Linked DNA regions of Homo sapiens: regions 1 and 2 are each linked to region 3. The links are chromatin loops, found by intact Hi-C in ENCODE. Cell type or tissue: dorsolateral prefrontal cortex. All regions are shown on one strand.

What was found. Peaks named below come from ENCODE experiments on the same cell type or tissue, not always from the same donor. Only the 100,000 strongest peaks of a DNase experiment are listed, where the experiment ranks them.
Region 1: a loop joins it to region 3, with 2.5 times the contacts of the local background. A loop is called at or near these places in 9 of 110 quality-filtered maps.
Region 2: a loop joins it to region 3, with 2.6 times the contacts of the local background. A loop is called at or near these places in 5 of 110 quality-filtered maps.

The regions. Positions count from the first base shown.
Region 1 is chr7:51,239,091-51,247,090 of GRCh38, forward strand. All of the region lies in intron 1 of COBL (cordon-bleu WH2 repeat protein), which reads right to left. Among named protein-coding and RNA genes, the nearest start is that of COBL, 74 kb to the right of the region's middle. RefSeq lists an enhancer at 4,728-5,228. In dorsolateral prefrontal cortex, a CTCF peak has its summit at 7,245; DNase peaks (open chromatin) are centred at 7,301 and 7,931; H3K27ac peaks cover 7,258 bases.
Region 2 is chr7:51,311,475-51,319,474 of GRCh38, forward strand. COBL (cordon-bleu WH2 repeat protein) reads right to left here and starts at 5,335. Exons shown (of 13, transcript NM_015198.5): 1 at 5,119-5,335. The coding sequence starts at 5,159. It overlaps LOC124901633 (a long non-coding RNA gene), which reads left to right and starts at 5,510. Exons shown (of 2, transcript XR_007060324.1): 1 at 5,510-5,750; 2 at 6,573-6,858. RefSeq lists enhancers at 5,593-6,186, 6,187-6,779. In dorsolateral prefrontal cortex, no CTCF peak of the experiment used is centred here; DNase peaks (open chromatin) are centred at 3,410, 4,067, 4,900, 5,958 and 2 weaker places; H3K4me3 peaks cover 4,914 bases; H3K27ac peaks cover 8,000 bases.
Region 3 is chr7:51,183,664-51,191,663 of GRCh38, forward strand. It overlaps COBL (cordon-bleu WH2 repeat protein), which reads right to left. Exons shown (of 13, transcript NM_015198.5): 4 at 7,187-7,415; 5 at 439-536. Among named protein-coding and RNA genes, the nearest start is that of COBL, 130 kb to the right of the region's middle. RefSeq lists enhancers at 4,105-4,711, 4,712-5,317. In dorsolateral prefrontal cortex, CTCF peaks have their summits at 3,172, 3,377 and 4,486; DNase peaks (open chromatin) are centred at 3,032 and 4,508; H3K4me3 peaks cover 386 bases; H3K27ac peaks cover 6,699 bases.

The DNA of each region.
Region 1 (8,000 bases), 55 kb after region 3:
TTTGGGGTTATTAAAATCCATTCTGTCTGGGGCTAGAAATACTGTCAGAGGCATCTGACCCAGAGCGATTCCATCTCGAATAGGGGCTGGGTAAAATTAGGCTGAGACCTGCTGGGTGACATTCTTAGTCACAGGATGAGATAGGAGGTCTGCACAAAATACAAGTCGTAAAGACCTTGCTGATTACAGGTTGCAGTAAAGAAACTGGCTAAATCCCACCAAAGCCATGAGGCCACAAGAGTGACCTTTGTTCGTCCTCACTCCTACACTCCCACCAGCACCATGACAGTTTACAAATGCCATGGCAATGTCCAGAAGTTACCCTGTATGTCAAAAAAGGGGGTGAACCCTCAGTTCCAGGAATTGCCCACCCCTTTCCAGGAAAACTTATTAATAATCCACACCTTGTTTAGCACATAATCAAGAAATAATCATAAAAATGGCCAACCAGGACTCGCGCTACTGCTCTGCCTATGGAGTAGCCATTCTTTTGTTTCTTTACTTCTCTAATAAACTTGCTTTCACCTTACTCTACAGATTTGCCTCCAATTCTTTCTTGCATGAGATCCAAGAACCTTTTCTTGGGGTTTGGATCAGACCCCTTTCTGGTAAGAATACTACTCGATGGGAGTTGCCACAGCCTCTGCCCAGCTCCACACTCATGTCTCACTTTAGTGGCTGGTTAACGGTCATGGTATTTTGCCATGGAAATGAGCAAATGTGACAAATCAAGGCACACGTTGTTTTATTGATTGTCTAGATCAGGGATCAGCAACATTTTCCATAAATAGCTACATAGTAAACATTTTAGGCTTTGTGGGCCATATGATCTCTGTCACAGCTACTCAGCTTAGCCACTGTGGCAAAAATGCAATATATAAATGAATGAACTTGGCTGTGTTCCAATACAATCTCACTTATGGACACAATTTTGAATCTCATATAATTTTTTTATATATTACAAAATATTATTTTCCTGTTAATTTTTTTAAAAAATACCTTTAAACATGCAAGAACCACTCTTAGATTGCAGGCTGTACCAAAACAGGATCTGGCCTGTTGACCACAGCTTGCCAAGCCTTGGTCCAAGACCTAGGATGGTGATGAGAAAATCTTGACAATGCAGATCACACTCACAAGTGGTCCTGCCTGTCACTTCCACATTGTGAATCACATAATAATTTAAGGAAACACTGTGAGTATTCATACACTTAATCCAGGTCAGCAAAGTCTCATATCACTGAAGGAAAGAGGACATTCTAACATTCGCTTTCTCACTTTGCTTTACTCATTGTAAGTGAAAATATCCATCAACATTCATGTCAGAACTGAGCTCCTTCATCAGAGCAGCCACAGCGTGGCCATGGACTTGAGTGCGGCTCAAGTGAACAAAAGCATCTATGATCAGCAACTGGCTCTACGGAAATTGCATTAAAGAGTACTGAACATATTTTTTTTTTATTTTATTTTTTTGAGACAGAGTTTGACCCTTTTTGCCCAGGCTGGAGTGCACTGGCGCGATCGCGGCTCACTACAACCTCCACCTCCTGGGTTCAAGCAATTCTCCTGCCTCAGCCTCCAGAGTAGCTGGGATTACAGGCACGCACCACCACTCCTGGCTTTTTGTATTTTAAGTAATACGGGGTTTCAGCATGTTGGCCAGGCTGGTCTTGAACTCCTGACCTCAGGTGATCTACCCACCTCGGCTTCCCAAAATGCTGGGATTACAGGCATGAACCACCGTGCCCAGCCTACTATTATTTTAAATTAGGTACTACACATCCTTTTTATAAGTGAAATTTACGAGACCACCCTTTCCTCGGAGAGCTGGCTGTTCAACAGTTCCTAGCCTAGCAAGGGCTATCCCAGAGGTACTGATGGTGACTGGTGAGCAGTGGGCCTTGCCACCCACCCACTTCCAGGCAGTGAGTGCTTTAAAGGCAGAGCTGTATCTGATCCAGCCTTTCCCTGCCCCAGAATAGGACCTGGTAACCCTGCTGGTGTTCAGGCTAAGTAAACAAACACGAGTGGGCACAGCACCTTGGTCCTGCACCATCTGTTGTTTTTTAAGGATTATTAGAGAGAGCAAATTCCAGTTTTGATCACAATGTGGTAAATGCTTCAATGAAGTCTCAACGTGTCCCTCCAATAACAAAAGATTACACACAAACTTTTAAACATTCTTTTACTAACTGATACTTAGTATGTCTATATTTGCAGCCCAATACACACTATTTTGCATGTTATTCATGACAACAATTCAGTGTCTAAACTCATTTTAGAACATAAATGAACCAAATGCCAGTGAGAACATATCTCCCCACAGGCACTCAGTGCTGGGCAGAGCTGGTCCCCTCGGAAGGCCTGGGTGCTCCCCTGTGCAGATCCCATTAAGAAACCAATGCTCCTCGGCCGTTCCCACGATCACCGATTAACATTTTAGTGATGTAGCTCCTGCTCCAGAGGAAGAGAAACAAGTTAATCTATATTTTTTAAAAAAATAAAAGTCACTGTCATTGGAAGAGCAGTTTGATGAAATGGAAGTCTGTACATGTGACAAATGAACACGTATGGCAAGGAGAAATGGAGGCTGACAACTCTGGCAGCCAAACACTGCTGTGTGTCAGTATTTCCTCACTTCACATGGTTTTAAAAAGGTAACAAAGCCTCTTCCAGACTCATGATCCTCGTTCCTCAGCTGCTCACAAGGTCCATCCTGCAGAGAAGTGCTAGGGGTCCTTCAGGGAGGAGTCCTCTCACATGGGATAAGATAACACAGGTGAGGCAGGAGAGTAATGTCTGGAGACAGGGACCCTAAGGCCAATTCACGCTGACTTCCTAGACCTAAATCAAAAGGAAAACCCCAACTTTGCACTCCCAAGTAACAAAAAGACCAGAGGCTACTCCCCTTTCCTGCGTACAGATGAAAAACTGAAAGCACCTCTGACTGGTCCCCTCTCACAACCAGTCTGGTCTCAGGCCAAGTCTTCATTTGCGTAAGAGTATAACTTTGTAACTTCACTTCAGCTTCTGATTGGTCACTTTCTGCAATCAATCAGAAGTTTGCATAGGGTGTAACTTTATAACTTCACTTCAGCCTCTGATTGGTCCCCTCCCACAACCAATCAGACTGACTGTGGGCCACTACTTCATTTACACAGGGTGTACACCAAGTAACCAATGGGAAATCTTCAGAGGGTATTTAAACCCCAGAAAATTCTGTAACCAGGCTCTTGAGCTGCTTGCTCGGGTGCACTCCAACCCTGTGGAATGTACTTTGATTTTTGATAAATCTCTGCTTTCATTGCTTCATTCTTTCCTTGCTTTGTTTGTGCATTTTGTCCAATTCTTTGCTCAAGACACAGGAAGCTGGACACCCTCTGCTGGTATCACAGGCTGTCCTGGCTGGACTCAGCTCCATGTTGTACAGTATAAAAAAGGTGCCAGAAAGTTCCAGAGTGTCATCAACCTGAGCTGTCCACCGACCCTGCTATACGCCAATTCCTCACCCATAAATTGACTCTGATCTCTGAGGTCACCTACTTGATGCTGTTGAATGTTATGATCTTCAGGTTCATAAGATCCACAAACAGAAAATGTTAACTTAGGATTTGAACACAGCTAGATACCCACCATCTGCTCTGTTCTGAGAATTGGGCCCTGGAAGAGCTGGAGACAGAGCTGAACCCGACTCCTGGGTAGAAGAGGCCCACTCGCCCAGGTGCTTCCTCTCTGGGAGGCCCTGTCGAATGCCAACATTATCACCTCCGCACAGCTGGTTCATCCAACAAGGTACCTGACACCGAGGAAAGCCCAGGGTAACCGCTACCAAGGGAAGTCCAGGCCCCAAAGAAGAAGGGCTGGGTGCTCCCTTGGGAAGCTGCCCAAAGTCACCAGGCACCCAGGAGGGGATGACCAGGTATGAAGGGACACAGAGCTGGGACCAGACCAATTTTCTGCGCTTGTTAAACTCGCCTTGGTGGCACTGCTTGGATGAGTGAGCCAGTCCCGTTGGTCCCACTAAGGACGGATGGGCAAAACATGGCATGAACTGATGTAAGAGAACACGTTCAAGCCAACGTGCTGAGGTGGGGGCTATTCTGGACGCTATTCCATGAAGCTGAAAAGATGTTGTGGCCTCGCTGCACTGATGTGAAGGCAGCTGTGTGCGGGGAGCAGAAGTACTGGAGCTGACGCTGGGGTGTGACTTCCTGTCCCCCTTATGTGCGAGTCACCTCACCCCTCTGTACCTCCGGTTCCAGTGGTGACACAGGGGTGACGGTGATGTCACTGCCCTCATGGGACTGCAAAGCACTCAATACCAGCTGCTACTACGGGATCTATTGGAAATTTAAAATTATATACTCACCACACAATTAAAAATGAGCTAAGGTATAATCTTGTATATATCTATGAAAACATGATGTGGGGATCATGGTGAACAGTTAAACTCTGGTGCACCCGTGCCACGGGCTAGCCCTCAGCAGGAAAAAGGAGGCAACATAGCAAGCTGGGTGGAGCCCAAGAACGTTACGCTGGGTGAAAAAAAGCAGTCTTGGAAGGTCACGTACAGTATGATCCTACTGATATAAAATCCTCAAAATGACAAAAATCATAGCAATGGAAAACAGACTAGTGATTGTCGGAGTTGGGGACGGCAGGAGGAGGTGGCTGTGCCTGAAAGGGGGTAGAGGGAGGTCTTGGGGTGAAGGAGCGGTGCCGTGTCTGGCCTGCATGGACCTTCAGGTGTGAGGACGTGCACGTGGCGGGCACCCGTGCCAGTGTCCTCTTCTTGGTTTTGGTATTGTCCTATACTACAGATGACACAACCACGGGGAAACTGGGGAGGGTACCAGGACCTCTGTGCCAGCTTTCTAACCTCCTGTGAATCTTCAAAATTAAAAATTAAAAAATATATCAGCTAAGGAAAGATAAACCATCATGTGAAAATGCTTTCCCCATGTTGGTCCCTGCAAGATGGCTCTGCCCACGCCCTCCTCTCCAGCACAGTTTTCTGCACACACATGTGTGCTCAGCTCCCACCCTCAAGGCTCCAGGATGAAACCCAGTGCACAACCTGCCAATGAGAACTGAGGCTGCAAACCATGTTCCACTGCAAAATGTAAACACAAGAATAGGCCGCACTCCAAGGAGAATGTCTAAGTCCTCTACAGACGCCTGGACCAGCATGCCCCGGTGCCCCATGACTGTAGTGGGTATTTGCTGTCCTCCTTCCTGTACACCTGCTGTCATCCACCAAGGCATAAACAGAAACACTGACTTTTCAAATACTTCATGGTTTCTTGACTTGTTCAATCACACGGCCTTCTTTGCCAGGCTGCTGTAATAGCCACTCACATGTCCAAAACCTTCAATTAGGGAACTCTATATTCTGGCCACAGATAGAGAGAGTTGTGTGGATGCTGCCATTTGACAATACAGAGGTACTTCCTCCCTTTCACACCAAACCGATAGGGTCTCATGGGGCCCAGCCTCTCCTACGGCCACTCTCTCTCACCCACAGCATGCTCCAGTTCCAATCCCTAAGTGCCTCAGCTTTCCCCCAGGCTGCAAGACACTGCCAGAGGAAACAGGCCCTCCCCACAAAGTCACGTGCGGTGACCCCAACAGGGCCCTCAGGTAGATGTTCCTGCTCATTGCTCTCAGCCCCATTATATCATTGCTGCAGCCATTCCAAGTCCCGGAAGACCTCGCCCAACATGTTCTTGTCCTGGGCTCCACCTTCACCACGCCTCTGTCTGCAGAGACCCCAGGGAGTTCCTGCAAGGAACGCAGTTCCAGAAAAGGGCTAAGCTCACATCTCTTCTAAGGCTTCACCCATTTTTTTCTCTGCTCTCCTATCTTTAGTCTCTCCCTGTCTTGGCTCGCTAGCTGAGACTGTTCTTTCCTTCCTCTTTCCACACCTCCTTCCATTCAAAAGAGGAAACGCCTCCAAAGAGGAGCCCTACACCCAATGTCCCAATTTCCTCATAGCTTCCGAAACCCGCGCCTTTACAGCCAGGCTTCCTCCACACTCTAACGGACCTGATCAGTTGCCTCTTCCCATGATGACCTTCCCTGCCTCCCACACGCCCTTCTCCTGCAAGTCCACAGCTCCCTGAAACTCCTGCTTTCACATCTCCAGAGTCTTGTGGATGCTGTTCTTCTACCTGGAATTGCCATCAAAGTCCAACAAAACACCAGCCCCTTCTAAAACCCAGCCCATACTCTTTCATCTTCACTTTCTCCTCATCCCTACCCACTCCTGCTGAAATTAGAAGTATTTTCTGCAAACCCTAAATTAAGATTCCAATTCTGCGGTACTAAACACTTTCTCCACAGCTCTACAACATTTGTACTGATTCCCTTCCTCCCTTGGATTGGACAATTCTGTCTCAACCACCAGACTAGCTAACAGCAGCTTGCTGAAGTGTGAGCTCAACAGGTATCTGTCCAATGAATGAATTACATCCATAGAAGAAATGATATATAAAAATATATAAAATTAGAAATACAGTTTCATTCATTCTACAAACATGTATCAGGACCTACCATTTACAAGGTAATTCCTAGGGAGTCTATAACATAAATGATAGTACAGTGTATGGTCTCAGATCTCAGAAAGGTTCTAGAGGGGCAATAAGATAGACACAACTGTTTAGCTAAAAGCAAGGCTGGGATTAAGTGATGTGAAATAAGCAAAAGGCACCTCGCAAACCATATGGCACTATTCAAACATTGGGGCACTTTTAAAGTTTTCTTATTGACATTATCAAATTATGCAAAACAAAGTTAGGTAAGGGACAAATCCTGCCTGCAGAGTAACTTGAAATTTTGTGAGGAAATGATTTTAGCAAAAATAATATATTATCCAAAGACTTAGTTTTCATTATGGCAAAGATCTCTGCAAATGCAAAGAAGATATCTATGAATTATACCATGTGGTATGTATGTGTCATTTATTTTTAAGTAGAAAGGCCTAAAAATATCTAGTAGCATTTAGAAAATATTTCACACTTCTTTTTATCACTCCATGAATTTAAAACTAAAAAAATAAATATCCTAGCCTTAATGCAGAAAAGCAAGTATGTAAGTTTCCTACTTGAAATAAAAAGACAAAAGACTCTATGAAGAAGATGGCATTTTCTTGTATAATTTGGACCAGGGAGACAAATGGCCTGCAGCAAGTCTATCCAAGCAGGAGCTCCATCTCCATCAGCAGGGGCCGCCTCCTCTGTCCCTGACAGCTCAGAAGCCCATAGTAAATGCTGTTTGTTGTCAGCAGGACACATGCACCAAGCAATTCCCCTCCCCTGGGCCTCCTGCCCATCCTCTCATCCCACTTCCAATCATGGCTCACTCCCCAAAGCTCCAGGAGAAAATTCTCCCCTGGCACACAGCCCAGCCCTGACCTTGTCCCAGCCCCAACATCCCTGCTGGTCTGGCTGTCAGCCCCCGTGAGGTGGAGAGAGAATCCTGCCTGCACACCGTACAGTGTAGCACAGGCCATGCTATTAGATCTGGGCCATATAACTTCTATCTCATTCAAATAAAATGCAGAAACGCTGATTAATGAAGCATTATAATGTTTATGAAGAAAGAGTTATTGTGGTTGCAATTCCATGATGTCCTTGATTTGTAGATTCTATCAGTTACACAGATTGTCATACTTGCAGACTTCTTCCAGAGTTTGGCAAGAACAAATGGGCTTTTTTTGTGCAGATGACTCATTTACATTTTTAATTATTTTTAAACTACATGAACAATAAATGACTACATTGAACGATTCAAAGAAAAATCAGAGTGTGTTCCCAAAATAGCCTAGGGTGGACCCCTGTCCCCACCAAGTCCTAAACATTAGAGCCCAGCACGCCCCAGTAAGTCACCATAGCCAACACAGATGCAGCCTCCCTGCAAACACCAAGCAGTGCGGGCCTGCAGGACTCAGTGCCTCACAAAACCAGCGGATACCTGTGGTCATCGCGGAATCTTGTGGTGAC
Region 2 (8,000 bases), 130 kb after region 3:
TTGAAAGTATTGACCATCCTTAGCTTTGCAAGAAGCAACTAGAATCATATAAAGTATACAAGAGGAAAAAAGTTTTAATTCTATTCCAGCAAGAGACAGATGAAAAATAAGGAATTATGGAACCCTGAAAGAAAAGTGACGTAGGCTTCCCATCAATTCAGAAGCAGAAAGCCAGGGAGTGGCCCTGAAAAATCCAGAAACACTCAAGTGACAAGGTGGAAGCGAGAAAGCAAAGTATAAAATGGGGGAGATGGAAACTAAAATTTACAACTCAAATAAATGAAAATCATAAAAGTGTAAAAAGGCATATTATCAATACATCTCTATGTAGTAATATAAACCAATAACTACAGTATTTTAAATAAAGAAAAAGTACAAAGATGAAGATATGTAAAAGCTTTCAGTGGGTCATGAAATACCAACTTTTTTTCAGCTATAGTATAAGGTAACTGAAAAAAAAAACCACACAATTAAAATTAACCAACGCATAAAACCTTCATAATTAAATGTGGATGGGGAGAGAATGAAGGAATGTACGAAAACACCATATAATAAATACAGGACCTCAGCCGGGGGCAGTGGCTCACACCTGTAATCCCAGCACTTTGGGAGGCCAAGGCGGGCGGATCACAAGGTTAGGAGTTCAAGACCAGCCTGGCCAACATGGTGAAACCTCGTCTCTATTAAAAAAAAAAAAATACAAAAATTAGCTGGGTGTGGTGGTGCACACCTGTAAATCCCAGCTACTCCGGAGGCTGAGGCAGGAGAATCGCTTGAACCGAGGAAGTGGAGGTTGCAGTGAGCTGAGATCGCACCATTGCACTCCAGCCTGGGTGACATGGTGAGATTATGTCCCCCCACCAAAAAAATAAATAAATACAGGAACTCTTAGTGTATTTACAAAGTTCAAGTCTAAATCAGAACCAAGTGTTAGCATATTTCACATTTGTATGTCCTTGATCTAAATATTAATACTACTTTGGTATCAAATATTTATGCTCACTTTTCAAAACTGCAGATCAATTACAAAATTAAATTTAATCATAAATTTATAACAAAGCACAAAAGGCCTAGAAACCTAAACTACTTATTACGGTGTATAGATGCATCCTATAATCATTGTTTTCTTAATAATTACAGGAGCACTTGCGTGGACACAGATTATGACTTCATTCCCTGGATCCCAAATTAAGAAGTCCACAGAATCCAGGCCTGCATATACGTGGGGGCTGTCGCTCTGCCTGGGTCAAGGTTCCACTCAATAATAATCCACTCCACCTGTGCACTGGAGGTCACGAGAAAACACAGGAGGGACTGCAGGCAAAAGTTCCTGGGGGCAGGAGAGATGCAACACTTAACAAATACCTTTGTAACAAATTTTAATCATACTTCAGTTCTATCCCCTTTATAGAACCACTGAGAAATAATAAAAATGCTCTGAGACTATGTGATATTGCAACACAGAAATGTCCAACTCTTCTAATTTATTAGTAAATATTTTAATTACAAAACATTAAAATTCCTAGGCCTACTCTCCACATTACATCAAGCAATTCTTAACTTTTACTTTCTTAAATGAATTGCCAAAATAAAGAGTAGCTCAGAAGTAATATCTTTTAAAAATAATGCTCAAATCTAACGGGAAAAGTTTTATGTAACAGTTCATTATACATGCTCTCATTTGAAAGAATGTAAACACTTTCTCTAACATGTTAGCCAAAAGCCAAAGGCCTAGAAACCTAAGCTTCCTATTATGGTGTAGAGTTAATATTTTCTTAATATCTGCATGCTTATGAGGGTTTCATACAAAATGTCACTGTGGCTGCCCCATGTCACTACCAAGAGTCACAGGCCTTCTACACTTAATACTATGTGCGGCACCGACAGGACTAGAGTAGCTCAAGTTACCCACTTCGATTAATTTTTTAAAATTTCTTTTGGTTCTAATAACTTGATTAAATAAATATAAATTTATGCAAAGAAATGAATAACAGCTATGTGTACATGAAGTCCACATTTTGACGAAACTGATTAGCAAAACTTCCACTGATTTTTACATGAGCAAACTGCTTGAATACAGCCATTGATCAAATGCACCAGCTGTTTTGACATTTCATGTCATTGGAGATTACTGTATTCTACAGAAACATGTCTTTCCTCCATAGGAAAAAAAAAATTAAGCATGGTCCTGCCAAACAGCAAGCCTTCTTCTGTCCTTTATTAACAGAGGGTCCAATGGGAAATTTAGCCCTGTGTTCTGTAACAGCCGACTACTGGGATGGCTCCTATAAATATTCAGACAAACGCAAAGTAAACAGATAAAGTAGAGAGTTAAATATACTTCAAAACCTCACCAAAAGGCAATTTGCCTTTACTTGTGTTCTGAGTATTCTGTCAATTCTTATACTTCAACTGAGCTCTAAAACTCCCTAAAAGTCACATCAAGTCTGACTTGTTAGTTTTTGCACACAGCCTCTTTCCTAAAAGAACACTTTCCCCAGGAGTCAAGGAAGTCATACATCACTGTTTTAATGAAATTCCTAGTAAAAAACATACAATTTCAATCCAAGTAAAAACGTATATTTGTGTTTTTCACAAAGATAACTAATAACTACCTGTTAATAATTTAGCCAGACACAGAGTCAGTGAGTTTACATTCACCAACCTATCTCCCTTCAGTAATCTTCTAGAAGAGCGTTTGTAGGCCACAGGGTGAAATCTCGTTAATTCACTGCACCCAGTCTAGCTTGTTTCTATACAACACAAGGAGGAGTGGTAGTTTCAGCAACAGCAACAGCTTCACCACATCAGTTTGTTATCATGTGGGAAGACAGAGGCTTACTGAAAGTTTGATTTTATAATAAACGGTTGCAGAATCAGATGGAAAACAAATTTCCCTCAAGCACACTGCAAACACTGCCTTAATCTCAGGGAACAGAGGAGTAATCTCAGTGAAGAGCCAACAGAATCTGCCTGCCACCAATAATGTACTAAAGCCACAAATTTCACAGCAATATCTAACCTTTATAATTAGCAAGCATACACCTAAATTATATAAAATATTCGAAGACCTAACACCATTTATCTCCTCAGATTTGAACACAAAATTGCTTATTAAACACGTAATTCTTGTCTGAAAAAATATAAGGATATTAACATTTTCTTGATGCTTCTTCACTGAAAGTATTAACAAATGACAAAGTGAGAACAATAGAAGTTAAAAATAATATGTCTACATTTCTTGGACAAAGATGTTCGGACAAGTAAATTAGACACTGGATATGAGTGAGGGAAAGAACTGAATGCATCAGGAATAATTTCATGTTTTCCATAGCAAAAATCCTTAGTTTTACTTTGCAATTCAAATATGAAAGCCAATCAGAGCTCTGGGAAGCCCTGAGAAGGCCAGCCCTCGACTACCTCTTGCCACACAGTACCAGGCTGAAAAGAGTGCCACGCTCTTAGGGTAAGTCCTTTCACTTCTATCATTAGACTCCCTTCAAGGATCTTACAGATACTCTTTGGATACAGTTTTGCCGGCCTTTTAAATGTTCTCTCTGTCTTCATATTTATTTATAAGGTGATAGTGACAAAATAATTCAGTGTCCTTAAATAGGCTCATTTAATAGGCTATGAAAGCCACAGATTTAAAGATACCTCTGTTTCACATTTCCCTGTTATTTTGGGATGCCTATTACCATGAAAAAGGATTTCCCACATTTACTTTCTTTCTGGGGAATTTGTTTGTTCAAAGAGAATTATATAACCACCAGTAAGTGCACTGCAAAAAAAAAAAAAGAGAGAGAGAAAGAAAACTTCTTTTTAACATTCCTCAGCTTCAGGATTATTTGATTTGCTAACCTGGCTCACCTTTTCCTGGCATTAAAGGAAAACTTTAAAATTTTAAAAAGAGCCCGACTGAAAGTCTTTTACACACTTGGGCAACACGCCCGCCTATGGGCACATGGGCAGGGTGAGTCAGTGGGACACAACTGTAACAGAAAAAAAGATTTGTTGTCCCCAAAGCTGCCTCCTTCAAGTCCAGTTGCCATAGCAGAAAGTGGGCCCATTCAGTAAGCAGGTGCAGGGCTCACCCCAACCCTCATTCCATTTGCAAGACTCATACACATTTGCTCCAGGCGAGCGAGCGAGTTCGAAGGTCCCCGGCGCGCCGCGCTGAAAACTACAAAGTCCACCGGGACTGCGCGCTACCCCGCGGCCCAGCCTGCACCGCTGGCCGGGATGAGCACGGCGCACCTGGCTCGGGGTCTGAATAATGAGCAGGGCTGCTCGTCCTGTTTGAGGGAAATTACTCTTTCTGAGAGTCAAATCCTGAATGTGACGTGTAATCCCTGCACGCAAGGTGTGGGGATAGCAAACAGAAACCGGGAGAGGTTTGGGCAAAAGCGGAATCGCGAAGACAGGGATGGGCCGCCAGACTCGCGGGTCCGCTACGGATGTCTGCGCCTCAGGCCTGGCCCCACTAGGACGCCCCTTCCACTGCCAGGGGAGACCCTGGAATAAAGGCAGGGAGGGAGAGCTGCTGCCATGAAACCCTCCGGGCAATCCGAACACCTTCCGAGAACGCGGGGCCCGGGCGGCTGCGAAGCCGGGGAGCCCTCCCCTCCACGCTGCCGGGAGAGCCGATCCTGGGGCTGCCGCCGAGGCCGGGAGAGGGAAGACTTGATGGGAACCGGCCAGGGGCAAGCCCGCAGGGAAGAGGCCGGAGTCAAAGGCCGGGCGTCCCCTCGCTCCCCGCTCCACCCCTACGGCAAACACTTGGGGGGCCTGAGGAAAGCTCGGAGCTGAGTGGGGGCTGTGCTGGCGGGGACCCCCATAAGGACGCCTGCATACAAACCACCCCGCGCGAAAAGTGCGCTCCGGCCCCGGCCCGACACGGTTACCTGGGCAACGACCCGGGTGCCCAAAGTACACAGCACGCACCACCACCCAACACCAGCACCCAACACCAGCACCGCACCACCTGCTCCACCACTACCACCAGCACCCGCTGGGGCGGCAGAGAGGGCGCCCTGCCCGGGAGCGCGCGGTGCGGACGCGGGCGTCCGAGCCCAGGGAAGCCCCCTCTCCACCCCGCCCGACCGCGGGGCCGCTTACCCGGTCGGGGGCTTGGCCGCCGAGGCGCGCGGCGCGTCCATGGTGCCGGGGGCCGGGACGCGGGCGGTGCTCCGGGCCCGCCGAGTCAGGCGCTGGCTACCGCCGCCACCGCTGCCGCCCTCATTCACTTTTTCCGCGCTGACCCATCGTCCTCCCACGCGGGCCGGCGGAGGACAGCGGCGGAGCGCGGCGGACGGAAGGGGCTGGAATCGTCTCTAGCGGGCGGGGGCGCCGGGAGCGCAGGGAGGGGCTGGCGGCGGCGCGGGGCGGGGGCGCCGGGAGCAAGGTGCGCCGCGCCCCCGCCCCGGCTGCTCTGCCGCGCCCACCGGAGCGCCGCCCCCGCCCCGCCCCGCCCCGCCTGCTCAGAGTCCCGACCCGGCCCGCGGCGAGCGTCCGGGGAAGGAATCCTCCGGCACCTGGGCCCTGCACCGACACCCGCGGGTGCGGCAGAGGGCTTCTCCCCGTGCTCCTCCACCCCTGGGGGGAGCGCGACCCTCTCTGGGCGGAGTGGGGGATCCCGGGGCCGGCGCCTCCTGGCGGAGTTGGGGGAGGGGAACCACCTGGAGCCTGGAGGCCGTGCGAGGGCGAGGTGGGCGGACCAGCCCGGGAGGACTGACGTTGGAGGGTGAGAAGTGAGTGTCCGGCACCGCTCTCTGACCTTTATCCGTGCAGCAAATGTCTAGTGCGTAGGGTCGCAAAGTGGGAGTCCCGACCGGGAGCGTCAGGAACACCTGGGAACTTGTTAGAAATGCAGATTTCTGGGGCCCACCAGGTCCCACGGAATCAGAAACAGTGCGGGCTGGAGCGCGGCCTCGCTTTGCTAACAACTCACTCGCTCTAGGTGAATGCTCGCTTAAGTTTGCCAACCTGATTCACTGGGCGCTACTGTGGCACAACCCTGCCACTCCAGTGCGGGCTGGCGGGCAGATATGCAGGTCCTGCCGGCCACGCCGGGGCCCAGAGCAAGTCAGCCAGAGGTCCCTTATCTGCCCAACTTCACCTCCACTCTCTAAGATCTTGGTTGGTATGATGGGCTGACCTATAAAAGTGGCAGTTTCATATGGTTTCAATGACTCGAATAAAAGACCAACAAGAGGCCAGATCGGGCGAGCCTGATAGCGTTGGGGGTGACGCTCCCCTTGCGATCTTGTCATTGGATGAGGTATCCAGAGGCCTGCGCAGCCTTCCTCCCTCTGATCCCCTGCTTTCTCATTAACTGAAGGGGGGGCAGACCAGTCTATATGCAAAATGTGAGTCCTTACTCGTGGCTGGCAGATCTTGGGTGCTCCCTGCTCCCACCTAGAAGGTTTCCTAAGTCCCCAGGTGGCCCTGGGGCTCACTTCCCTGCAGCCCAGCCTCCCATGAGTGGAGCGCTTTCCCGGCTCAGGGCCTCTGGCTGGGATGCTGCTCCACAGTGCTCTTCCTCCTCCTTTTCATCCCGTGGTCTCCCCAAGGAGCCTTTCCTGGCCTCTCTGTCTAAAAGCACCCTGCGGAGCACAGTGGCTTACACCTGTAACCTCAGCACTCAGGGAAGCCAAGGCCGGAGGAGCAGTTGAGCTCAGGAGTCGGAGACCAGCCTGTGCAACCTGGGAGAACTTTCTACAAAATAAAAAAATTAGCGGAGCATGGTGGCACACACCTGTAATCCCAGCTACGGGGCGGGGCGGCGAGTGGGGAGCAGGCTGGACAATGGAGTGAGATCCTGTCTTAAAACACAAAATAAAAGCAGCTCTCACTCAAGCTCCTGACTGCTGCCTTGTCCTAATTTTCTTCTGAGCATTTGTCACTGTATGTGTGTGTGTATGTGTGTATGTGTATATATATATGTGTGTGTGTATATGTGTATGTGTGTATATATGTGTGTGTTTATATTTAAATGTAAGTTTATAAAGAAATGTTTACATGTAATGTGTTATATTTATAGACATGTTTATATGAATGCATAAAATTTGTATTTATGTAAACTTATAAATATGTATATACATTATATATAAATGGAATAAAAAACATAAATAACATATCCTATTCCGCATATATTTTGCTCATGTGTTTGCCATTGGTCTCCTCCCTAGCATGTGATCTTAGCAAGCGCTGGGCCTTTGTCTGATTTATCACCCCCAGCATCTAGGGCAGTGCCTAGCAGGGTGGAGTCAGTGCTCAGTAAACAAAGGGTGCACTGAATGAATGAATCTCTTCTTGCACCTTGGGTGTGGGTATTAGAGAGTCTCTCCCAAAATCTGGGGAGCCCCTCCTTGCTCTGGACACCACCATGGGAAGGGCTGCCCAGGAGGGGCCAGAGCTGAAAACTAGACTAGGCACTGTGAGCCAGACCCCATTGAAATCCCTAAGGAGAAGTCCACCTCACAGGTGACACATACTCCAAGCACCTGGCAGAGGCAGCAAGAGGAAGTATGGTGGGGACATGGAGCAAAAGAAGCCCGGAGTGACCCAGTGTCTCAGATGCTGAGCACAGATGGCAACAGGAAGCCCGAAGCAGGTGGATGGTGAAGAGTAAGAGAGCTCCTCAACATCCAGAAAAACAATGAGAAGGAGGTGACGTGCCACCTCCAGGCCAAGATGCAACTTGCTGTTCTAGGAAAAAGGCCCAGGTGACCCTAGGCCTGGACAACCTCAGATCCTTGGAAGGCCCCCAGACATCTACTCAGAAACCCAACAGGGACCAGTTTCCAGAAATGAAGTGGAGGGTTAAGCCTGGTTAGAGCTGTCAGGATGAGACACAGAGTAAAGGTCAGACTTCTGCCAGAGGGAGGAGCTTCACGCTGTGACCCAGGGCCTGCAATCTAAATGGGCCAGGACTGCCGATCACTTGTGTCAACTGTGGGGAGGGGCACAGAGCCTGGGGGGGCAGGCGGGGCCTAGGA
Region 3 (8,000 bases):
TGATACTCTTCTCTGCCACGAGGCATAAGCTACAGTTCACTGATAGCAATATTGGCTATTTACACTTAACTATAACATCCATTCACTCATTCATTAATCTAAACAAGATTTACTGAGTTTCAGCCACAGGCAGAGTTCTGTGGAAGTACCGGAACACCCACAGGCAGAAGGGCTCATGGCCCCGGTCATCAGGAGCCCACAGGCTTCCTGTCCCCCTAGTGAATAAACCACCATCACCCAAGATTACTCCTTTTGGAATCAAGTGTGGAAGCACAGCCTGTCATTCCAGTGCATACTAATAAGCTCTCTTTTACCTGAAGGAATTAGTATTCTTAAATAGAATTGTTTAGAAAAGTTCCAGGACAGGTTGAATGCATGTATTTCAAGAGACTATTTTTTTTACATGATACAAAATCATATGTGTATTTAATCCATTACCTTACTATTGCTTCTTTTATTAACTTTGAAAAATCCCAGAAATTTTTTCTTCTCTTTATCTGTCTCATCATTGCCAAGTGATGATTTCCTAAAGGTTTCTGGAAAAAAAAAGCACTAAGTTATTTTTCAGCATCTGAAACAAGAGATTCAATACTTTACTTAAAAAATCTTAATAAATGAATCCTCTACTCTTAAACTTTTAGTTCTTGTAAGAGAGGGAAAGCCATCAACTATTTCTTTCAAAGCTGTCCGAGCCACTTCAAGTCCTCAGGTCCATTTGGGAAATCACTACAGGTTCTTACACAGTCTTTTAGGAATGATGGAGGCATTTTCTCTGGGTGTGGTTGTGCCCTTTTGGAGAATGACAAAATAAATAAAGTTCTAGGGCAGAGCTGTCCAACAGAAAGCTAAACCAGACCACACATGTAATTTTACATTTCCTAGTGGCTACATTAAAAAGAACCAAGTAAAATTAATTGTAATAATTTCATTTAATCCAATACATCTAAAATATTGTCATTCTATCATGCAGTCCATATAAAAAGTATTGATGAGATATTTTACATTGGTTTTGGTGCTAAGTCTTCACAATCCAGCAGCCCTTTAGGCTTACAGCATATCAGTGTGGACTCGGTACATGCAAGAGCCACATGAGGCCTGTGGCTGCCAAATCAGCACAGCTCTAAGACTGCGACATCAGTGCAATACACCTGCTTTAAGAATTATGAGTGAGGTACAAACTTTAACTAAATGAAATAAATCAGCAGCTTTCCTGCTCATTTCCAGAAAATGGAGTAACAGCTATGGGCTCCCCAGGTGGTATTTGAAACAACTGCATCAAATCTCCCAGGAACCACCTTTCCAGATTTTCCTTCCTCTGCTGCATCCAGAACGTTTTCCTTTCAAATTACATTCTCTAGGGGAGCAATTGTTTTCTTCTTTCTTTTTCCTGAAGCTCTAAATCCTCAACCCCTCTTGAATTTTTCTTCATCAGGATTCTAGAGCCAGGTTGGAACCTTCCAAATTCCAGACAAGCACACTGAAGCCCAGATGTGTCTGTCAGCTGACAAGACAGCCATGGGATGTGGTTCCCAAAGCGAGATGGAACCTGCAGCATCAGCATCGCTGGGAACTTATGAGAGATGCGAATGCTTGGGCCCACTCCAGACCCCCAGAATAAGAAACGCTGGGTGCAGGGCCCAGCACTACACAGTCAAACTAGCCCCTAAGGAGGCTTAAGCTGAGGGTCTGGAGAACACGCTTGGGAGTGGTGCTGAGAGATTAAGAGCGCCCATGTGTGAGGCACACTTCGGAAAACCACTTAGCTCCTCCAAGCCTCAGCAGCTTCATCTGCAGGTTGAGGGTGAGTGCATCAAGCACGCAGACGGCACTCACACAGCTCAGCACACTGCTCACTAGTGTCATGATTTGCTCAGGAAAGGCCTTTGTCATTACTTCATTCCATTCTTCTCTGCCAGGGCATACAGATATGACAAGAAGAAGGAAAGTGGAGGTGTTCCTGGAGGATAGAAAAATGATTTTTCCCATATCACTGCCAACTGATAGCAAGAGCTCTATACCATTGGTGGCAGAATCATGGACTGGGATTTTACAAATTCTGCCATCAGACTATTAATGCAAACAAGGTAACCCTCAATTAACTTCTTGACCTGCTAATATATGATTTCACATTTGAGTTAGAGAACACACACAGCAGTCAGTGCATTAATAACACAGGCGTGAACACTGATAGCGTCCACACAGCAAAGCAAAAACCCAGCACACACGCTCCTGATATCACGCTGTAGGAGCAAAGGTGCACATCCTAGCCACCAGGGCAGGGCCAGGACACTTGGTTACATGCAGGAGGCTCCAGTGGAGGCACTGAGCAGGCTCCACATCGCACAGTACCCAAATCAGAGGGCCCACTGCAACATGGTGCAGCAGCACCAATGCATGTGTGCAAACGCGCTGTAAAGTTAGTTGCAGCAAGCCCTCTATTAGGTACAGAGCTATAAAGAGGAAAACAGAGCACACAGTTAAGACTGCATCTAAACTATTATATGCTTTAATATGTATGTTTATAACCAAGGATGTTTCTAGAATTGAGTGGTATGTGACATGGACCAACGGATGCTCACGAACTGACGATGGGGTTACACTTTCAGTTCACGACGGCTTTATCCAGATGTGACCCCATCGTAAGTCCAGGAGCATATTGAATGCATAGCACTTTCACACCATGGTAAAGTTGAAAAATCTTAAGTTGAGAAATTGTCTATGTTGAAACAGATGACATCATAGTATCCTACTGATAATCGAGAAGTAGAGCATTTTCCTAGTACACAAGCTGTATTACACCGACCACAGAAAGGACAGACTGCATCAGAAAACTGCAATGAGATCTAGCCTGTTGTTTCTCTTCTTGAATGAGGACAGTGGCTGATCATCACCTCTAAGGACTGAGGTCGGCTCCCTGACGAAGGGTCCAGGACAGCCCCGGCACCAGAATGCCCCTCAATAGTGGGAGAGACACTTTCTCATGCAGCTACAGCCTGCAGCTGTCTGGAGGCACCAGGGGCCTGTGACTCACAGTGCTGAGCTGCGCCTAACACTGATGGTCTATTTTTAGAGGTGAGGCTTTGGTCTCAGTCACTGACTGATAGGGGCCTCCTATGAGGCCTCTAGAGGCTTGGCAGACACTGAAGAAGAACTGGTTTGGGAGCAAAGTAGGAGAACTCAGTGTTCCCATCAGCCAAAATTTCCAGAGGCTGCCCAGCTATAAAGCAGAGCAACAATGAACAACTGATGCATAGCCAGCCCTCGAACACACGCAAGTGAGCTCTAGAACCCATGGTGCCTATGGTATGATAAGCTGAGGGTGGCATTTATTTTGTTTGAATTTACTCTAATTTACACGTAATTAAATATTAAGAAAAGTGTGGGAACTCACACAGTCTGCAAGAAAGTTTTACTTTCTGAAGCATTACAATGATTTGAAAAATGTTAAAGATGAATTGCAGAGTGGCAGAGAAGGATGAAGGACCCTTAAAGACCAACGAGTCCAAACCACTCACTTGTCTAGAGGAGGAGACTCAGTGACCAGAACAAGGCCATAAGGAGTAAATGGAAGCGGGGGACCAGGTCAACATCTGCAAATGTACAATGGGCATTCTACATATGTATATACATATATGTATATGTTTAAGTATATATATATATATATATATACACACACACACACACACACACACATATATCTATATCTGCCTATATATACATATAAACATCTCTTTCTGTATAGAAATATCTCTATGAAACTTAAATAGATGTTGGAATAAATGCAAAATCTGGACTAATCATTTGCATACTTGTCTATGACAGAAAAGGTTAAATTTTAAAATCCATACTGTCCCAAATTCTGTAGCATGCAGGATGGCCTTCAGGGGCAGGTAAGCATGGGCAGGCAGAGGTGAAAAGGAAAGGGTGCCTTTCCTGCGCACACCACTTCTGATCTGCCCTGAATTATTGGGCAACAGAATTTGTTTTCTGTAACAGCCTCCCTCATTTCTCATCAATTAGAGCCACACAGCAAATTCTCCTAAGAAGCATTCTTATCTGAACCAACCAGGGAATCAAGAAACCAAACCAAAATCTCATGTCAGCCTCGCATGCACCTTCAGGAGGGCCCCAAGCCAAACTTCCATTCCTTGGAGTCTGGCACAAAAACATCACCTCTGTGCAGCTCTGACCCCAGAGCCATGCATAGTGCAGCCTCACAGCGGGAGCGGGAAGCCCCAGGTTCACTGTACCTTGACAGCTCAGGGAAGGCTCGGACTGAGTTTTGCTCAGACGAACTGGAAAAGGCAGGCAATGAGAGAGTGAGGTCCAGCTTTGAGATGTGTGGGAGTCCCTGACCCAGGCCTTGGCCCTCACAAGCCTCAGAGGGGGGCTGTCCTGCTGCAGCAGTGAGAAGGTCTCTTGCTGGGTCAGCTTGCCTCTCTGGGCTGGCCCTCTCAGGGCCACAGCTGCATAGCCTGCTAAGCACCGCTGAGGACGCAGGTGGCAGCAGAGCCCTTGGCTTTATCAAGATGCTCCCACCGGGGATTCCAGGGGAGGGCAGGCCTCTGCGTAGCAATGCCTCACCTCCTGCCAGCTGCCCTTCTGTTCTCCAGCAGTGGTAGGGCTCAGGAGTGGACGTCTGTCCCCTCCAAGTGCCTACCAAGAGGATTGAAAGTAAGGGCTCCTCCAGCAGTACCCAGCAGGCCTGCCCAGGGCGGTTGTAGGGGAGAAAGGGAGCCTCGGAGATGGCCTCTGGACAAGTGTCTTTTCTTTTCGAATATTTGACAGTGAGCAGGAGGCAGGCATTTGGCAGGGACGGTAATCAAATGTCACAGCTGGCATGGCACAGGCATGGTCCAGACGAAAGGGGTGCTGGCCACAAGGCTGGAGCAGAGCCCCCATGGTGGGGAAGCTCGTGGTGCCTTGGGGGTGGGGTGGAAAGGGCCAAAATGTCCAAAGGAGTAGAGAGGGGGACTTGGAGGTTTGGGAGCAGCTAGTTCCAACCAAGGGCAGAAGTGCTTCCAAATCTGAACGGCCAAGCTGACCGCACCGGCTTGTTCTGCTCTGTCCCATATGAGGATCAGAAGAGATGCTCTGGGCCCCTGACCACATGAACACTTCAGCTCCTACATTCCCAATGACCATGGGCTATCCTGGGTCCTCTCCTTCACAGACAGGCAGGTTTTATATCACTTCTCCCAAGTGCCAGGTTCAACATCTACCTTTCAAGATACATCCAAGTGGTAGCATGTAACAGAAACACTTGTAAGCCTTTTTATTTCAGATACCTGAACGTGAAACAGTTTTCCCTTTATTTTTCTTTTTATCTTAACAAATGGAAGCTGTTTCCAAAGAGTCATGTAAACCAAATTTAAATAGTGCTGATATACTCAGTGCCACCAGGCCTTTGCAGCAATACTGAGACTATTTCTGTCTGTGTTTTAAAAAAGACACTGGATAAAACACAAGATGCATTATTCTCAAATGTCAGAGTACTTTTTTTGAAGAAATAAACAGTCCATGTATCTTATACTCAACTGAGCCAAAACCCTCTCTTGAATGTCAAATCAGATCTAGATGCCAGATACCCAGGAAGACAAGGGCGGACTTGGCGGGGAGAGGAAGGCTGGACAGAGATTCCACTATGATCATGGATTTCACAATAAACTTGGTATTAAGAAAAAATATGGCCAGGCGCAGTGGCTCAGGCCTGTAATCCCAGCATTTTGGGAGGCCAAGGCAGGCGGATCACCTGAGGTCAGGAGTTCGAGACCAGCCTGGCCAACGTGGTGAAACCCCGTCTCTACTAAAAACACAAAAATTAGCCGGGCATGGTGGGAGGTGCCTGTAATCCCAGCTACTCAGGAGGCTGAGGCAGGAGAATCACTTGAACCTGGGAGGTGGAGGTTGCAGTGAGCCGATATTGCACCATTGCACTACAGCCTGGGCTATAAGAGTGAAATTCCATCTCAAAAAATAAAAAAAAGAGAAAAAATACATTTTTGTTGGAAAAAATTAGAAAAAAAAGTCATAGAAAAACAGGAAAAACTTGAATATGTATATATTTTTTAAACTCAACCTATTCAATATTTGTGGAATAATGAAACAGAGACAACAGACATCAAATGAGGCTTATTAGAAGAGAAACTTTTACGAAGTCCATTTTGATCATTCTAAGGTCAAGGAATATAACATTTCCTTTGGCCTGACAGTAGCAGTTAGCACTCTATATCAATCAGAAACATGTGCTTACACAACATAACAGTCTCTGCACCAGCAAGGCCTCTGGGCTGCCACTCTCACCAGTGGCTCTAACTGTGGCCTCATACTAAAAGCCAGTTTCACATGATGAGCAAGCAGGATGACACTGGCAACACAGTGAGGAGGCCTAAGGTGGCCCTAAAGTTATCTTCAGGAATGGATCTCACGCACTGTAATTGTTCAGTTTTAGAGAACAGCTAAATGAATTTCTGCCACTGGTTTTAGACATGAGCAATGTTTGAAACCTGGGAACAGCAGTTAATGGCAACTGAAAAAGAAAATCAAGATAATTTTTTTTTTAAAGAGACAGGGTCTCACTCTGTCACCTAGGCTGAGGGCAATGGTGCAATCATAGCTCAGTGCAGCTTCAACCTCCTGGGTTCAACCAATCCTCCAGCCTCAGCCTCTCCAGTAGATGGGACTACAGGAATGGGGATGCACCACCACGTCTGGCTAATTTTAAAATTTTTTTGTAGAGACGGGGTCTCACTATTTTGTCCAGGCTGGTCTTGAACTCCTGAGCTCAAGCCATTCTCCTGCCTCAGCCTCTCAAAGTGCCAGGATTACAAGTGTGAGCCACCAACCCACAAGAAAGTATTATAGATGGTTTGGAGTAGTTACTTCAGAGCATAAGCTCTAATCTCACCTCACCTTTTCCCCTTTTACTTATGTCGTGGAAGTTTGCAGGGAGACAAAGGATAAAGGACATGTTCAGGGCTGGGAGAAAGGAGGCACAGCTCAATCCAGAGGAATGAAAACAGGCCAGATTTCTTTTTTGCCTACTTCAACTTGACTTGCCTGGAACTTCATGTACCCATCTCTCCCTGGCGCTACTGAGAGTGCTGGGGAGAGCCAACAGGGGACATGTACACGCCGCGCATCCGTGTGATTATGGGCAGGTGCGTGAGACGCAGCGGGGCCTCACCTCTTCTGTTGTCCCACGCGTAGAGCTCCTTTATCCCGAGCTCGTTCAGGGACTTGGACAGCTCCAGCTCCTCTCCGGCAATGTTGTCCCTGAGGAGAACCACGTGCTCTGGGCTGACCTCACACTTTGCACAAATGACTGGGAGAATATTCTGGAGAGGAACCTCAGGGCTCACACGCACAACAGCTTTTTGTGTCCGCAGGTAATTCACGACCAAACGCACAGATTTCTGGAAGAACACACAGGCAAAAAGAATTCAGTAAGATATCCTCCCACAAGCCTTCAACTCTTGTGTCAATTTGACAATTGGGTGTGGCAGGATTGTGTGTAGCCTGAATCCTTCTTCCACAAATTGAGTGAGTAATGGGGGAAAACAGCATAATGAATATTGAAAAACAAATGTCTAGAATAATAAATCTGGTTTAGAATCTCTTGCTAGTGAACAAGCTGCTAACAACACAGCGAAATAAACATCAGGGAAGACTCTACATTTAAAATCCAACACATATACTTTACTGTCTTCCAAGGGTTCTGGCCAGATGTGAACACATGGCACTTATATGCATTTTCTAAAAAAAAAAGTTTGGAAGCAGTATGAATAATTTAAAGAAAAACCCTCCAAAAACATGACATCAAAGTTTTAAGGAGTCAAAATATCCACATAAATACAGGAATATCTATATATGTACATAGATATATATATATATAAATACATATATACTGTATATATGTACTATATACACACATATATGAAACATATACAGTGTGTACACAGACCTACATGTATTTATGTATACACACTACACACACGTAT